Regions from separate parts of the Homo sapiens genome. Here region 1 is linked to region 2. The links are chromatin loops, found by intact Hi-C in ENCODE. Cell type or tissue: heart right ventricle. All regions are shown on one strand. Region 1 has its middle 4.9 kb from the start of MIR4751. Region 2 overlaps LOC105372436 (a long non-coding RNA gene).

Region 1 (2,500 bases), 200 kb after region 2:
TGCCCAAGATGGTCTCGAAATCCTGGACTCAAGTGATCCTCCCACCTTGGCCTCCCAAAGTGCTGGGATTACAGGCGTGAGCCACCGCGCCCGGCCTCCTTCACTTGCTTTCACTTTACTCTGCTGGCTCACTCTTGAATTCTTTTCTGCACGAAGCCAACAACTCATGTGGCCTCCCAGGCTGAATCCCAATTTGGGGGTTCACCCTGTGACATTACAGTGACTTATTTATTTAATCTAGCTATTCTCCTGACCCAGGCAGAAACAGAGTTTCATTCGAGTCCCAGCACTGATGCCAACAGGGGGCCAATGTCCTCTGCGGGAGGATTTCACTCGGGGCTTGAGCAGCTATCCCAAGGGAGCTGGCTCCACTTCCACCCCAAGCAAGCAAGCACAAGGCCGAGGGAAGGCCATCTGGGCTGGGAGTCAGACCACTGGACTCAACTTGGAGATCTTCCTGCAGAAAAAAAAAAAAAAAATGTGGGCTTGGTGATTCACTACCCTGTTCTTGTCCTTGGTTTTCTCTTCTGTAAAATAAGAAATTTTTTTTGAGACAGGGTCTCACTCTGTCACCCAGGCTGGAGTGCAGTGGTGTGATCTCATCTCACTGCAACCTCCGCCTCCCGGGTTCAAGCGATTCTCCTGCCTCAGCCTCCTGAATAGCTGGGATTACAGGCGCATGCCACCACGCCTGGCTAATTTTTGTATTTTTAGTAGAGACGGGGTTTCACCATGTTGGCCAGGCTGGTCTCGAACTCCTGACCTTAGGTGATCCGCCCGCCTCGGCCTCCCGAAGTGCTGGGATTACAGGTGTGAGTGACTGCGCCCAGCCTAAAATGGGAATTTTTAACAACGGGTTCGACAAACATGCACCATCCCTTCTGAGCGCTTTGCATGTATTAACTTACGCAATGCCCGGAACCCTATGAAGTGGCTGCTGTTATCACTGCCATTTTATAGTGGAGGGAACCAAGGCACAGCGAGGCCAAGCACTATTCCCAAGGTCACACAGCCAGCAGGTGGCCGGGCGGGGCTCTATCCCGTGCTGTCAGGCACCAGAGAGACTCGGCTCTTCGGCCCCAGGCCGGAGCCTCCCTGCACTGACGGGATCGCGAATGGGGTTTGTGTGTGTCCTCCCCACTGGGATGCGAGCTCCGGGGGCGGGGACCCCTTCTGGCGCGGGAGGCATTTAATGAGCTCTCTGGAGAAAGAGAGTCTTAGGAGAGCCAATTCCCTTCTTAGCCGCCTAAAACCCCCTGCAGGGGTCTGCTTTGTGAACTGTATTCGAAGTCAGGGCTTCTAGTCCCCGTAAACCGACCAGAAGGAAATCACCGGCTTGGACGGTCTGAGTCTGGGATGGAGCAAAACCCACTCCCGGCGGGGTACGCGCGCCACCTGGCGGCAGACTCCTGCTAAGACAAACTCCGCCCAGAGGCCAGAAATGATTGGTTTTGGAAGCGTGGGGTCTGCAAACCGGCTATTGTCTGAAAATCAGTATGTCAAGCTGGGGGGAGCCTACCAGTGGCTTTCAAACTTTTCTGACCATGACTCACAGTAAGAAATCATTTCGCGCCCGGCGCGGTGGGTCACACCTATAGTCCCAGCAGTTTGGAAGGCTGAGGTGGGCGGATCACGTGAGGTCAGGAGTCGAGACCAGCCTGGCCAACATGGTGAAACCCCGTCTCTACTAAAAATACAAAAATTATCTGGACTTGGTGGTGTGCACCTGTGGTCCCAGCTACTCAGGAGGCTGAGGCCGGAGAATCGCTTGAACTCGGGAGACAGAGGTTGCAGTGAGCCAAGATCGCGCCACTACACTCCAGCCTGGGCCACAGAGTAAGACTCTGTCTGAAAAAAAAAAAAACAGACTTATACTCATTTCCCCACTTCATGGAATTGCAAGCATTCAATGAATACAAATACAAAACACATCAGAAGGCAGAAGTGGGAAGTAACTGCTTAACGGGGATGAGGTTTTCTTTTGGAGTGATAGAAGTGATTAGGAAAGAGAGGCAGTAGTTGCACAGAACCGCGAATGTACTAAATGCCACTGTTCTATGAAATGTTCCCTGTAAAATGGTTTTCTATTATATGAATTTCACCTCAATTAAAAAAATCATACTTGGTGAGGAGACTTTATTTAGAGACTCAGTCTGGCTATGTCACCCAGACGCAATCATGGCTCACTGCAGCCTTGAGGAAAGAAACTTTATTTGAAAGGATTTTTTTAAGGTGGGAAAGGGACTATTGCTATAAAGGTGAGGACATTGCAATAGGGAGAAGCAAAAGATTTGCAAGTGAGACAAGAATTGGGCAGGTTTTTTTCCTTTTTTTTTTTTTTTGAGACAGAATCTCACTCTGTCGCCAGGCTGCAGTGCAGTGGTGCAATCTCAGCTCACTGTCGTGCCATCATGCACGGCTAATTTGTAATTTTTTTGTAGAGATGGGGTCTTGCTATGTTGCCCAGGCTGCTCTGGAATTCCAGAACTCAAGGGATCCT
Region 2 (2,500 bases):
CTCTATCACCCAGGCTGGAGTGCAGTGACACGATCTCTGCTCACTGCAACCTCCGCCTCCCGGGTTCAAGCGGTTCCCCTGCCTCAGCCTCCTGAATAGCTGGGATTACAGGCACCCGTCCCCATGCCCGGGTAATTTTTGTATATTTAGTAGAGATGGGGTTTCACCATGTTGGCCAGGCTGGTCTCGAACTCCTTACCTCAAGTGATCCATCCGCCTCAGCCTCCCAAAGTGCTGGGATTACAGGCGTGAGCCACTGCGCCCGGCTTCTTGAATTAGTTTCTAGGAGAAGCCAAGAACCCCCCCGGGCTAAGCCTCAATTTTGGGGCTCGCCTGTGCTGCATCAGCTTCACACGCAGAGAAGAGAGTGAAAGAGAAGGGAGAGCCGTCCTTTTGGGCTGCCTTGAAATAAAGGTTGACCCATGGGTTCATGTATTGTCATTCATTCTCATTTTCTCTTCCTCTCTTTCTCTCTCTCCCCTGCCCCTGAAGTTAGCTTTTCTAAACCCTACCTGGATAAGGATAAGAAATAGAAGGAGGGGACACTTTAGGATGCTACAAAATAAAATACAACAACAACAACAGCAACAAAAGGGGAAGAAACAAATCTGGCCACTGCACATTCCTCCTTGCCAACAAAAAGCCGTGGATGCAAAAAGCTGCCCTTCACTGCATAGACAGAACAGGGCGCGCTCGAGCTATGAATCTCGGAAATTACTCAAACCATCAGCCTCTGCAAGAAGCAAAGTGGACGGCCGGGCGCGGTGGCTCACTCCTGGAATCCCAGCACTTTGGGAGCCCGAGGTGGGCGGATCACGAGGTCAGGAGATCGAGACTGTTCTGGCTAAACCAGTGAAACCCCCTCTCTACTAAAAAAATAACAAAAGCGAAGTGGATCTCCCATAAACGAGGTACTGCAGGAAGAAAGCAGAAAATGAGACCCGAGTACACACATGCACGCGGGCGTGCGCACACACACACCAGAAGAAATGAACCAAGAGGAAAGGAAATATTTTCAAGTAAGCATTTGGAGATGGGAAAAACACCTTGAAACAGAAATTCATAAAGTACAGACATGTTTTTTTTTTTAAGTTAAAAGAGGAACAATAATAAACAGGCAGAAAATGAATAAAAAATAAAATGTCATATCAGAAGTGAAGATAAATTAAAAGTGATCAAAGGAGAAGAGATCTAAATGCAAACTTAAGAAGGGGCAATTTTTTTTTTTTTTTTTTTTTTTTGAGACGCAGCCTCACTCTGCCGCCCGGGCTCGCAGCCTCACTCTGTTGCCCGGGCTGGAGTGCAGTGGCGTGATCTTGGCTCACTGACACCTCTGCCTCCTGGAGTCAAGCGATTCTCCTGCCTCAGCCTCCCAAGTGGCTGGGATTACAGGCATGAGCCACCATGCCCGGCCTAGAGTCAACATGGAAATTAAACAACCTGCTTCCAAATGACTTTTGGGTAAAGACTGAAATTAAGGCAGAAATAAAAAAATTATTTGAAACTAATGAAAACAAACATACAACATCCCAGAATCTCTGGGACACAGCTAGAACAGTGCTCAAAGGAAGTTTATAGTGCTAAGTGGCTACATCAAGAAGCTAGAAAGATCTCAAATGAACAGCCTAACATCACACCTAGAGGAATTAGAAAAACAAGAGCAAATCAACCCCAAAGCTAGCAGAAGAAAAAAAAACACCAAAATCAGAGCTGAGCTGAATGAAATTGAGATGTAAAAAATCATAGAAAAGATCAATGAAACCCAAAGTTGATTTTTTAAAAAAATTATTTATTTATTATTTCTTCCATAAATTATGGGGTACAGGTGGTATTTGGTAACATAAGCTCTTTAGTGGTGATTTGTGATTTTGGTGCACCCATCACCTGAGCAGTATACACTACACCCTATTTGTTGTCTGTTATCCCTCGCCCCCGCCAACTCGTCCCCCTACGTCCCCAAAGTCCATTGTATCATTGTTACGCCTTTGCGTCCTCATAGCTTAGCTCCCACATATCAGTGAGAACATACGATGTTTGGCTTTCCATTCCTGAGTTACTTCACTTAGAATAATAGTCTCCGGTCTCATCCAGGTCACGGCAAATGCTGTTAATTCATACAAAGTTGATATTTTCGAAAGCACAAATAACATGGAAAGACCACTAGCTAGATTAATAAAGGAAAAAAGACAAGATCCAAATAAACACAATCAGAAATGACAGAGGTGACATTACCACTGACCCACAGACATACAAGAAACCCTGAGACTATTCCACATGCCTCTATGCACACAAACTAGAAAACTAGAAGAAATAGATAAATTCCTGGAAACATAAAACCTCTCAAGATTGAACCAGGAAGAAATGGAAACCCTGAACAAACCAACGATGAGTTCCAAAATTGAGTTAGTCATACAAGACCTACCAACCAGCACAAAAAACCTTAGACTAGACGGATTCACAGTCGAATTCTACCAGATGTGTAAAGAAAAGCCGGCACCAA

What was found. Hi-C counts contacts between places; a loop is a spot of excess contacts. Peaks named below come from ENCODE experiments on the same cell type or tissue, not always from the same donor. Only the 100,000 strongest peaks of a DNase experiment are listed, where the experiment ranks them.
Region 1: it touches region 2 in a loop (4-fold over the local background); 10 of 110 quality-filtered maps call a loop at or near these places.

What each region holds. Positions count from the first base shown.
Region 1 is chr19:49,936,726-49,939,225 of GRCh38, reverse strand. No RefSeq gene overlaps it. Among named protein-coding and RNA genes, the nearest start is that of MIR4751, 4.9 kb to the right of the region's middle. In heart right ventricle, a CTCF peak has its summit at 1,400 (motif pointing left); a DNase peak (open chromatin) is centred at 1,385; H3K4me3 peaks cover 441 bases.
Region 2 is chr19:50,135,581-50,138,080 of GRCh38, reverse strand. LOC105372436 (a long non-coding RNA gene) reads left to right here. Exons shown (of 3, transcript XR_936021.4): 3 at 493-1,084. Among named protein-coding and RNA genes, the nearest start is that of SNAR-B2, 2.4 kb to the left of the region's middle. In heart right ventricle, no CTCF peak of the experiment used is centred here; DNase peaks (open chromatin) are centred at 1,351 and 1,949; H3K27me3 peaks cover 1,346 bases.